2 separate regions of the Homo sapiens genome follow, and region 1 is linked to region 2. Evidence: chromatin contacts called from ENCODE Hi-C or POLR2A ChIA-PET data. All regions are on one chromosome and are shown on one strand. Each heading gives the region's core, a stretch centred on a gene start or an enhancer-like site at or near the end of the contact. The rest is flanking DNA. Distances are from core to core; before and after follow the strand shown.

The links. A loop is a pair of places that touch in the nucleus more often than their neighbours do. ChIA-PET counts read pairs that join two places held with the same protein, here RNA polymerase II (POLR2A).
Region 1: a loop to region 2 is called in a map of Panc1, with 3 times the contacts of the local background. The contact joins two enhancer-like sites. A Hi-C loop is called at or near these places in 1 of 168 maps with a recorded cell type or tissue (Panc1). POLR2A ChIA-PET finds 5 or more read pairs at or near these places in 5 of 52 experiments (Caco-2, GM12878, Panc1 and 2 more).

What each region holds. Positions count from the first base shown.
Region 1 is chr19:39,394,706-39,400,774 of GRCh38, reverse strand. MED29 (mediator complex subunit 29) reads right to left here. Exons shown (of 4, transcript NM_017592.4): 4 at 134-3,318. The coding sequence ends at 3,076. Among named protein-coding and RNA genes, the nearest start is that of MED29, 6.4 kb to the right of the region's middle. RefSeq lists an enhancer at 2,405-2,454. Within about 2 kb of position 2,939, at least 37 of the 41 ENCODE cell types and tissues checked have a DNase peak (open chromatin) inside an H3K27ac peak, as active enhancers do.
Region 2 is chr19:39,297,781-39,304,176 of GRCh38, reverse strand. It overlaps IFNL1 (interferon lambda 1), which reads right to left. Exons shown (of 5, transcript NM_172140.2): 3 at 6,070-6,213; 4 at 5,881-5,964; 5 at 5,504-5,786. The coding sequence ends at 5,661. Among named protein-coding and RNA genes, the nearest start is that of IFNL1, 4.6 kb to the right of the region's middle. Within about 2 kb of position 4,581, at least 2 of the 41 ENCODE cell types and tissues checked have a DNase peak (open chromatin) inside an H3K27ac peak, as active enhancers do.

The DNA.
Region 1 (6,069 bases), core at 1,690-4,189, 98 kb before region 2:
TGGGAGGCTGAGGCAGCAGAATCACGTGAACCCAGGAGGCGGAGGTTGCAGTGAGCCGAGATGGCGTCACTGCACTCCAGCCTGGGCGACAGAGTGAGACTGGTCTCAAACATATATAAACAAGAATAAGAAAACCCTTGTCATCTATTTAATAATAAATACATGGAACATATATAAACCATAATGAATGCTCACGAAACCACAATCCAACTTAAGTTCTCAAACTTTTAATGTTTTTCAATAAAGTAACACGATTCTCCATATGCAGATGTTACATTTCATGTGTTAGATTTGCTAAGTATGATTTAATTATACATTTCCATTTTTTGATCTTCAACTTAATTACACTTAAAAAATGAGTATTTTGCTGGTGTAAACACCTCCACTTCTTTTTTTAAAAAAACAGGGTCTCCATGAACCAAGCTGGAGTGCAGTGGTGCGATCACAGCTCACTGCAGCTTCAACCTCTCAAGCTCAAGGCATCCTCCCACCTCTCAGCCTCCGAGTACCTGGGAACCTGGGCACGCACCACCACACCTGGCTAATTTTTGAATTTTTTGCAGATAAGGGCTTTTGCTATGTTGCTCGGACTGGTCTTGAATTCCTGGGCTCAAGCCATCTGCCTGCCTGCACCTCCCAAAGTGATGGGATTACAGGCCTGGGCCACTGTGCCTGGCCCCAACATCTCCACTTCTGATCTCATTTTTCTGTTTTCTCACCATCTGATATATTTTACTTTTGTCACATTTACTGTCTCTCACTAGAACATCAGCTCCACAAATACAGGCCTTGGGCACAAGATACCCAATGTGTTTGCTGAGTGCAACTCAGTGGTGCCCACCTCCGCCCTGTGCCTGATAGATGTGTATCCATCACCCCACCACCCACTGAGTGCCTCTGTGGGCTCCCTGGGTGTGGTTTTAAGCATTGGTAGGCCCTGTATCATGGGTGCTGGGCTATCAGGCCCCCCCACCTGTGTGTGATGTTGTGTTGACACCACCTGGGAGGGCCGACAGTCCCTCAGTCTTGTGTGTGCGCTCATGGACCGACATCTCCACCACTGCTGGTGGGCTCTGTTGGGGAAAGGGTTAGTTGTCTTCAGTTGTATGCAAGATAACTGCATCATGTTGGGTGGGACTATGACTATGTTATCGTACTTATTTGGAGATTAAGTGTGGTTAAGGAGATGTGTGAGGGTGCCCAGATGACAAGGACTAGATGGTCAGTTTTTTATTTTTTTTGAGACAGAGTCTTGCCCTGTCGCCCAGGCTGGAGTGCAATAGTGTGATCTTGGCTCACTGCAACCTCTGCCTCCCAGGTTCAAACGATTCTCCTGCCTCAGCCTCCCGAGTAGCTGGGACTACAGGTGTGTGCCACCACACCCGGCTAATTTTTTGTATTTTTAGTAGAGTCGGGGTTTCACCGTGTTGGCCAGGCTGGTCTCGAACTCCTGACCTTGTGATCCGCCCGCCTCGGGCTCCCAAAGTGTTGGGATTACAGGCGTGAGCCACCGCCCCCGGCCCGATGGTCAGTTTTATGTGTCAACTTGGACGGGCTACAGTCCCAGTTATTCAAACACTCATCTAGCTGTCGCCATGGAAGTGTTTTGTAGATGTGATTAAAGTCCATAATCAGTTGACTTTAGATAAGGGAGATTATCCTACAAAATCGGGGGATTGGGTAAAAAACTGATTCAATTAGATAAATGGGCAAAACTGAGGCTCCCCTGAAGGAGAAATTCCTCCTAGGGACAGCGCTTCAGCCTTCCTTCTTGCCCTACATGCTCGGGCACTTCAAGGAAGAATAAGGGGAGGAATTTCCTGGGACACACAGCTGGCCATTTCCCAGTTTTCCAGTGTGGGGACTTGGGCTCAGCGTGAATCACAGAGGTATCCATGGTCCTAGGGTTTCCTTGCAGACGTGGGGTCCAGGACAGGAGGCCATGGAGTGCGAATGTGGGAACCATGGCACAGAAGATACTGGGTGGGGCAGTTCTCCAACCAGGCTGAGTCACTTGAGGCTTTCACACCCCAACATCTGAGCCTGGGCTGGTAGCTCCGCCCTGCACTTGCTCAGGCCTGAAGGCTGAGGCTGAGCTTCCTGAAGCTTCCAGGGAAGCAGGGAGTCTGAGGGGGCACTCCCTCCTTGAAGCCCCCTCCCCAGTGCCTGCTTCCCGGAGCTGGGGCTCAGGCGCCTGGGTTCTTCCCCAGGACTGATGATTCACCCCGGCTGGGGCCTTTTCACTTCTCCTTTGGGGCTAAAAATACTGGGACCCAGGCATCCAGCTGGGCCAGCCTTGCCACAAATTGCACAACGCCCCTCACTCAAGTTCCGCTGACGCAGGCTTGGGTGGGGGCCTGAGTTGCTCCCTGCTCAGACCTGTGGAGCTCAGAGCCTGGGCCCCTCCACTGCTCCTCTCCTAGGCCAAGGACCCTGGGGTCTGGGCTGACATGCGAGCCGCTGGGGGACTCTGGGCTTGGCTGTGGCCCCTGGAAATGAAGTCCCTTCCCTTAGCCCCAGATAACCCAGGGGTGCTGGCCCCCTGCATAGACACAGAGTCCCAGTTAGGAGCTGGGGATAGAAGACAGCTAAAGGGGACTAAGAGAGAGAGGTCAGAGTGAGAGAAATAGGACCATGGGGAGAAACACATTAACAGGAACAGAGAAACAAGGGAAAAAGAGACAGGATGAGAGAGACACAACTGTAATAGAGACACAGAGGAGTGGCACACAGAGACCACCTCCCAGCTGGAGACAGTCAGGAAGGACTGAGGGAGAGGGGACAGCCAGGGCTCCACACCCAGGCAAGAATGGGGGAGGGCCTGTGGAACAGAGAAGTCATCAACACACACAGTTCAAAGTCTACCCTAGGCTAGGAGGGGGAGCAGGAAGAAGGGGCAGGGACGCAGGGGCCCGGCCTGCGAGCTCCCTGTTGGCCTCTGCTGCCCCCTGCTGGCTCCCGCTGCGGTGCTCAGGCAGGAAGAGAGGAGGCTGCTGTGTTTAGGCCCAGGACGCTCTTCATTCCCTTTGCACACCACCCACCAACCACTGCCTGCCCCACTCCCTGTCCCCCACTTCACAGAGTGCCCCCAGGGCCAGCAGGTGGTGCGGGTGTCTTGCCCGTGACCTTGTTGGCACAGTCCAGCAGGGCGGTGTGAATGTCCTTGGCACAGGAAATCTGGGCTTTGATGACCGCCAGGTACTGTGGGTAGGGGAGGCTGTCAGGCTGCACTGCGTCGGGCTTGGTGGCTGTGGGCACCAACGTTGGAGAGTGCTTGGCACTGTCACAACTCTGTGACAGGCACTCATGCGCCAGGCGCTGTGGACAGGCAGGCAAGGGGACAGCATCAGCTCCACCCGAGGTCATTCTACCCCACCCCAAGGGCCAGCTGGGGGTTGTCGGCTTGGCCTCTGGATTTCCCAGGTCTTAGAGTCAGAGGTTGGCCCTGCCAGTCATTTGCTGGGGAACCTGGGGGCATGGCGGCTACTCTTCTCTGAGCCTCAGTTTCCTCCTTTGGAAAACGGGTTTAATAACCACCTCTTCCTACCTCATAAGGTGAGAACAGTGAGAGCAGGTGTATGAGACACAGGCACGGGTCCTGGCACACTGTTTAAAGTGCCAAGAACTGTTAGCTACTATCATTGTTACTGCCCTGGCTCCAGGCCTGGTGTTGGCAGTGGCATCTCACCCCTGGTTTTCTGCCTGCTTCTCTGGCTGCTCTAGGTACTACTTTCTTTTTTTTTTTTGAGATGGAGTTTCGGTTTTGTTGCCCAGGCTGGAGTGCAATGGCACGATCTCAGCTCACTGCAACCTCCGCCTCCCAGGTTCAAGTGATTCTCCTGCCTCAGCCTCCCGAGTAGCTGGGATTACAGGCACCCGCCACCACACCCGGCTAATTTTTTTTTTATTTTTAGTAGAGACAAGGTTTCACCACATTGGCCATGCTGGTCTCAAACTCATGACCTCAGGTGACCGACCCGCCTCAGCCTCCCAAAGTGCTGGAATTACAGGCATGAGCCACCGCGCCCAGGCTTTTTTTTTTTTCTTTTGAGGTGGAATCTCGCTCTGTTGCCCAGGCTGGAGTGCAGTAGCACGATCTTGGCTCACTGCAACCTCTGCCTCCTGGGTTCAAGTGATTCTTCTGCCTCAGCCTCCAGAGGAGCTGGCACTTCAGGTGCATGCCACCAAGCCTGGCTAATTTTTGTATTTTTAGTAGAGACGGGATTTCACCATATTGGCCAGGCTGGTCTCGAACTCCTAACCTCGTGATCTACCCGCCTTGGCATCCCAAAGTGTTGGGATTACAGGCATGAGCCACTTGTGCCCGGCCCCTTTTTTTTTGGAGACAGTCTCGCTCTGTTACCCAGGCTGGAGTGCAGTGGCGCCATCTTGGTTCACTGCAACCTCCACCTCCCGGGTTCAAGAGATTCTCTTGTCTCATCCAAGTAGCTGGGATTTCAGGTGCACGCCACCATGCCTGGCTAATTTTTGTATTTTTAGTAGAGACAGGGTTTTGCCATGTTGGCCAGGCTGGTCTTGAACTCCTGACCTTGTGATCTGCCCGCCTCAGGCTCCCAAAATGCTGGAGTTACAGGCACAAGCCACCGCGCCTGACCAGCTCTAGGTACTTCTTACACTACCTAAGACGTAAGTGCAGCCATTCCTAGGCCCTGTCTTCTCTCACTGTTCAAGCCCTCCCAGGGCTGTCACACCCACGCACACCACTCAGTTTCCACCTCTGCACTAATGGCGCCCACACTGTCGCTGGCCTCCCCCTGACATTTGTAGGGCCCTTGTACTCCCCAAAACTGCTTCTCCTAGGTCCCTGTTTCGGGGACAGTCCTCCTTTTTTTTTTTTGAGACGGAGTCTCGCTCTGTCACCCAGGCTGGAGTGCAGTGGTGCGATCTCGGCTCACTGCAAGCTCTGCCTCCCGGGTTCATGCCATTCTCCTGCCTCAGCCTCCCTAGTAGCTGGGACTGCAGGCGCCTGCCACCACGCCCGGCTAATTTTTGTATTTTTAGTAGAGACGGGGTTTCATCGTGTTAGCCAGGATGGTCTCGATCTCCTGACCTTGTGATCCGCCTGCCTCGGCCTCCCAAAGTGCTGGGATTACAGGCATGAATCACCGGGCCCAGTGACAGTCCTCCATTATAAACCAGAGTCCTGGGCCTCATCCTAGAAACTTTATCTCCTTCCAGCACACCGGTCCTGTGGCCCATATACAAAGCCCTGCACACGAAGCCTCTCAAGTTCCCCCAGTCTTCCCCATTTCCTCACGACCCCGCCCTGGTGGAGCCCAGTCCAGGCGTCCTTGGATCCTGCCATGGCTGCGCCCTTGGGCTCCTGCCTCCAGGGTTCAACCTCCCCTCATTTGTCAGCCAGAGGTATATTCCTAAAAAGCAGATAGGTCCATATTCTTCCCTGCTTGAAACCCTCCATGCTTCCCCAGTGCCCTTAGGATTATATTCAAAATCCAACAAGCCCTATGCCTACCACACCTCAGCCAGAATGAATTACTTGATGTTCCTAAAACAAATTTAAAGCAAATGTTATTCCCTCTGTTTGGAACATGGTTCTGACACTACCAAGCTTCTCAACCTCCCACTTTTCCTTCAAAACCCAGGCCAGGCCCGGCACAGCGGTCTGTAATCCCAGCGCTTGGGAGGCTGAGGTGGGTGAATTGCTTGACCCCAGGAGTTCAAGACTGGCCTGAGCAACATGGCAAAACCCCGTCTCTACAAAAAATACAAAAATTAGCCAGGCATGGCAGTGCATGCCTGTAGTCCCAGCTACTTTGAGGTGGGAGGATCACTTCAGCCCAGGAAGTAGAGGCTGCAGTGAGCCGAGACTGTGCCACTGCAGTCCAGCCCGGGCGACACAGTGAGACTCTGACTTGGAGGAAAAAAAAAAAAAGCCGGGTGTGGTAGCTCACGCCTGTAATCCCAGCACTTTGGGAGGGTGAGGTGGGTGGATCACAAGGTCAAGAGATCAAGACCATCCTGGCCAACATGGTGAAACCCCATCTCTACTAAAAATACAAAAATTTGCTGGGCGTGGTGGTGCGTGCC
Region 2 (6,396 bases), core at 3,332-5,831:
AGGGGTGGTATGTGGTCTGATTTCTATGGAGACCCCAGCTTTGGGGTGAGGTATGCCTACCTTCAAAACAGAATTGGGGGTGGGTGCAGTGACTGACACGTAATCCCAGCACTTTGGGAGGCCAAGGTGGGAGGATCGCCTGAGGTCAGGAGTTCGAGACCAGGCTCGCCAACATGGTGAAACCCTATCTCTACTAAAAATACAAAAATCAGCTGGGCATGGTGGGTGCCTGTGATTTCAGCTACTTGAAAGGCTGAGGCAGGAGAATCACTTGAGATTACATCACTGCATTCCAGCCTGGGTGACAGAGTGAGACTCCGTCTCAAAAATAAAAAAAAAAAGAAAAAGTTGTGGGGTGATTGCAAAGCTACAAGGAACAGAGCTTTAGAGAAAGGAACCCAGACTCAACCCCACCAAGACACTCTCCCTACACAGCTCTCTTCTCTGCTTGGCTCAGCTCAGACTCATCCCTTTCAACTGCATGTGGCGGGGGAAAATGGTCATTTATTTACAGACACAGACTCAATCTTTCCAGAGCCCAGAGATAAAATGGCAGAATCTCTAGTCCTAAGAGAAAAATCTCAGGGAAGAGCTCTTATCGGCCTGGCCGAGGTCACATAGCAACCCCTGCACTGATTGCCGCATCCAAGGGAATGAATGGAATGCTTTGATTGGCCAGGTAGGGGGTGGGTGGGTCCTATGTCCCGGTTGTGTGTCCTGGGAAGTAGGGATTGCTAAATATTAGGTTGAACCACATGAACTTGCCATTTTTGTAGGTCACACATTGTATAGTATTGGCAATTTTATGTGGTTGAAGGTAAATACTCTCCAGAAAAAGTAGGATAAGAAATCTTGTTGGCTGGGTGTGGTGGCTCATACCTGTAATTCCAGAACTTTGGGAGGCCAAGGTGGGATGATCACTTGAGGCTAGGAGCTTGAGACCAGCCTGGGCAACATGGCGAGACTCTGTCTCTACAAAAATAAAAATAAAAAATTAGCCAAGCATGGTGGTGTGTACGTGTAGTCCCAGTTACTCAGGAGGTGGTCTTGAGCCCAGGAGTTTGAGGCAGCAGTGAGCTATGATTGAGCCACTGCACTCCAGCCTGGATGACAGAGCAAGATCTTAAAAAAAAATAAAACAAAGAAAGCTTGTTGCTGTAATATGCTAGTCTCAAAAAAGAAAAAAAAATAAGAAAGCTTGTTGAGCATATAAAAGCAATAGAGGCTGGACACAGTGGCTCATGCCTGTAATCCCAGCACTTTGGGAGGCTGAGGCGGGTGGATCACCTGAGGTCAGGAGTTCGAGACCAGCCTGGCCAACATGGTAAAATCCTGTCTCTACTAAAAGTACAAAAATTAGCCATGCATGGTGGCGGGTGCCTGTAATCCCAGCTACTCAGGAGGATGAGGCACGAGAATCACTTGAACCTGGGAGGTGGAGGTTGCAGTGAGCCAAGATCGCACCACTGCACTCCAGCCTGGGTGACAGAACTAGACTCTGTCTCAAAAAAAAAAAAAAAAAAAAAAAATATATATATATATATATATACACAAATATATATATATATACACACATATATATATATATATACACATATATATATATATATACACACATATATATATAAAATAAAAAATAAAGCAATAGAAACCCCGGTGTACTATGCAGAAGGATTTTTGGAGGAGGAAGTGATATTGTGGAAATGAGCCAGGTGAAGACTTGGTCGTGGGAGAGTGGTGGGAACTGTCCTAAGCAGAGGGAACCACTTAAGCAAAGGCCACCATGAGAGAGGACAAGGAAAACTTGTTACTGTGCTCTGGAGATGGAGTGCTTGCTCTAATTGATCAAATTGGAGTCATGTGTCCAGCCAAATGAGGGAGTAGGAAAGGAGGTCATTTCCGAAGGAAAATTGAAGCACTGTTACCAGGAGTAATGGATGCTGCTCAGGCAAAACTAAAATATATCCAGTTCAAAATCTCTTCTATAAAGCCTTGGCATCTCCAAGTAGAGATTTGCAACCTTGTTTTCTTCCATTGCAACATTCATAATTGAAGAGACTCATATGCCTGGGCTCAGACATGTCCTATATGATTAAAATTTTTATGAAATATTAATTGACCACATTCTCTGGGTTCAGTGCTGGCCATGCAGAGATGAATTTGTGGGGATACATTTGGCCACAAGAAACAGAAAAATCCAATTAACACGACTTAAGCAAGAAAGACATTCAGTTATGTCACCTAAGAGTAAGTCTGGAGTTAGGGGATTCTGGGGTTTGGTGCAATGGCTTATTAATATCAGCAAGGACCCCGTTTTCTACTCTTTTGTTCTACCTTCCTCAAAATGATAGCTTCACACCCTAAACTTGTTGCCTTGTGGTCACAAAATGGTTGCCATAGCTCTGGGTCTCACATCCTCATACCAATGAACTAAGCAGGAAGGAAGGGAACAAGTGGGAAAGAGTTCTGTTTGTATTAAGGAAGAAAAATATGTTAAAATAATAAGAGTAACAGCAACAAACACATGTATGGGGCTCCGCCTTTGCCAAGCTCTGTTACATTTTTTACATAAATTAACTTTTTTTTTTTTTTTTTGAGACGGAGTCTTGCTTTGTCACCCAGGCTGGAGTGCAGTGGCACCATCTCGGCTCACTGCAACCTCTGCCTCCTGAGTTCAAGCGATTCTCCTGCCCCTCAGCCTCCCGAGTAGCTGGGGTTACAGGCACGCACCACCACACCCGGCTAATTTTCGTATTTTTAGTAGAGATGGAGTTTCGCCGTGTTGGGCAGGCTGTTCTCAAACTCCTGACCTCAAGTGATCTGCCTGCCTCAGCCTCCCAAAGTGCTAGGATTACAGGAGTGAGCCACTGTACCCAGCATAAATTATTTAAGAAGCCCTTAATTTCATGGCCACCCTGAGCTGCGAGGGAGCCTGGGAAAGCAGGTATCAGGCAAAAGGGACAGAAATTCATGTCCTGGGCAGGGCACCATGCTGCCCCCTACCCAAACTGAGGTTCTGCTAGTCACAGACTTTATAATGTAGTGGGAATGGCTGTGAGGTTATGTGTAAATTTTTAAGACATTTACAAATAGCTTTTTTACGTTTAACTCCCCTTTCTTTCTCTCTCTCTCTCTCTTTCTTTTTTTGAGACAGTCTTACTTTGTCACCCAGGCTGGAGTGCAGTGGCACGATCATGGCTCACTACAGCCTCAACCTCCTGGACTCGAGCCATCCTCCTGGGACTGGGACTACAGGCATGTGCCACCATGCCTACCTAATTTTTAAGTTTTTTTGTGAAGATGTGGTCGCTATGTTGCTCAGGCTGGTCTCTAACTTCTGCGGTCAAACAGTCCTCCCACCTAGGCCTCCTAAAGTGCAGGGATTATAGGCGTGAGCCACCACACCTGGGAACATTTAACTTGTTTTTGGTTATCAAAGGGAGTGCTTCAACTTTTGCCCGTTGGTTGTGTGTAATTTCTGTGTATGGCTGTACTTCAGCCCTCTGACTCCTAATCAAGAAAATACTCAAGAGTGCAAAGGAGGCTGGGAGCCGTGGCTCATGCCTATAATTCCAGCACTTTGGGAGGCCGAGGTGGGAGGATCACTTGAGGCCAGGAGTTCGAGACCAGCCTGGCCAACATGGTGAAACCCTGCTTCTACTAAAAATACAAAAATTAGCTGGGAGTGGTGGCATGTGCCTGTAGTCCCAGCTACTCAGGAGGCTGAGGCAGGAGAATCGCTTGAACCCAGGAGGTGAAGGTTGCTGTGAGCTGAGATCTTGTCATTGCACTCCAGCCTGGGTGACAGAGCAAGACTCCGTCTCAAACAAACAAACGATACAAAGAAGTGAGAGTTATAGGATTATAAGAATGGAATTTTATTCTGAATCCCCTGTAATGTAACAAAAAGTCAACCATTCAGAAACCTTGGTGGAGCTGGTGTGGTGGCTGACGCCTGTAGTCCTAGCACTTTGGTAGGCCGAGGCAGGAGGATTTCTTGAGTCCAGGAGTTCGACACCAGTCTGGGCAACATAGCGAAACCCCGTTTCTGCAAAAATTACAAAAATTAAGTGGGGGTGGAGGCACATGCCTGTAGTCCCAGCTGCTCGGAAAGCTGAGGTGGGAGGACGGTTTGAAACTAGGAGGTGGAGATTGCAGTGATCTGAGATAGATCGTACTACTGCACTTCAGCCTGGGCGATGGAGCCAGGCGCTGTCCCCCTCTCCCCAACCCAAAAAAGAAACTCTGATGAGTTATTTTGGTAATAAATTTCTTGTGACACACCTCACAGTGAATTGTGATGGGCTGGTGGCTCTCTCACTGTTTCAATGATTTCTTGCCTTATAACAAACCCAACTTAGTGGCGTAAAACAAATATTATTATGCTCACAGTTTCTGTGGGTCAGGAACTTAATCAGGGCCCAGTGGTGATGGCTTGTCTCTGCTCCAGCTGGGACCTAGAGTCATCTAAATGCTTCTTCACTCGCATGTCTGGTTCCTGAGCTGGGGTGATTCAAAAGCTATACTGGGACTATCAGATGGAGTACCTATATGTGGTCTCTCTGTATGTCTGGGCTTCTCACACCATTGTGGTTAGGTTCCAGGATGTAGCATCCTGACCGCTTTTCTTTTCTTTTCTTTCTTTTTTTTTTTTTCTTTCTCGAGACGGAGTTTCACTCTTGTTGCCCAGGCTGGAGTGCAATGGCGTGATCTCCGCTCACCACAACCTCCACCTCCCGGGTTCAAGCGATTCTCCTGCCTCAGCTTCCCGAGTAGCTGGGATTACAGGTATGCATCACCACACCCGGCTAATTTTTGTATTTTTAGTAGAGATGGGGTTTCTCCATGTTGGTCAGGTTGGTCTCAAACTCCCGACCTCAAGTGATCTGCCCGCCTTGGCCTCCCAAAGTGCTAGGATTACAGGCCTGAGCCCACGGAGGCTGGCCTTTTTTTTTTTTTTTTTTTTTTTTTTTTTTTTTTTTTTAAGATGGAGTTTCTCTCTTGGTGGCCAGGCTGGAGTGCAGTGATGTGATCTCGGCTCACCACAACCTCCACCTCCCGGGTTCAAGCATTTCTCTTGCCTCAGCCTCCCGAGTAGCTGGGATTACGGGGTCATGCCACAACTCCCGGCTAATTTTTGTACTTTTAGTAGAGACAGGGTTTCACCATGTTGGCTAAGCTGGTCTCAAATTCCTGACCTCAAGTGATCTGCCTGCCTCAGCCTCCCAAAGCACTGGGATTACAGGTGTGAGCCACCATGCCTGGCAGTACACACACATACTTGCACACGTGTGGGCATGAACATGCACAGTTACGCACCTTTGGTTAGACTCAAGTTCAGGCAGACACTCATTTCCATACAAATACATACATAGTCACAGAAGTCAGGCACACACAAATATACACAACGAGTCACAAATTTTGCCTGCATCACCCAGACATCCACACCCAGTCACAGACCCACAATCACACACACACTCAAGGATTCACCTATCACAGAAGGTTCCAATTCCTTGTTGTTTATTTGTGCATAATGTATAAAAGTAAAACAATAAACTCAGCCCTATGTCTCAGTCAGGGCTGCAGCTTCATAAATAAAGGGTGAGAGGAAATAAATTAAGGAAGGAGTAGGGCTCAGCGCATAAATAAGGTGTGGGGTGTCAGGTGGACTCAGGGTGGGTTGACGTTCTCAGACACAGGTTCCCATCGGCCACATATTTGAGGTCTCGCGTGAGGAGGCGGAAGAGGTTGAAGGTGACAGATGCCTCCAGGCAGCCAGCGGACTCCTGTAGGGGAGGAGGGGATGGGTCAGGGGCTGTCCAGGGTCTGGGCTCCTATTGGCTCCCCAGACCCTGGTCCTTCTCTTCCTGGGTCACTCACCTTTTTGGGGGCCTCCTGGAGCCGGTGCAGCCAGTGGTGGAGGCGGCCCCGGGGCCTGGGCCCTGCTGTGGGCTGAGGCTGGATCTGTGGGCAGAAGAGGGCGGTGTGTGAGGCGGAGCCTGGGCCACCACAGGGGAAGGATGCTGCTCAGAGCCCACAGACCTGGGTGCCCGGGCCCCAAGGACTCACACAGGCCTGGAGCTGGGAGAGGATGTGGTGCAGGGTGTGAAGGGGCTGGTCTAGGACGTCCTCCAGGGCTGGGCCAGCAGCGGCCTCCAGGACCTTCAGCGTCAGGGCCAGCTCAGCCTCCAAGGCCACAGGGCGCTCCCTCACCTGAGGAGAGGTGAGAAAGAGCAGGTGAGGGAGAACAGGCAAGAAGACCCAGTTAGTGGGGACAGGTAGGCAGTCCTGGGGAAGGTCGGTGACACAGTGCATGTGGTGGGGACAGGTGAGGGGTCTGGGGAGAAGGAGACAGGAGGGGGAAGACATGAGGAAGGATACAGGTGAGGCAGGATG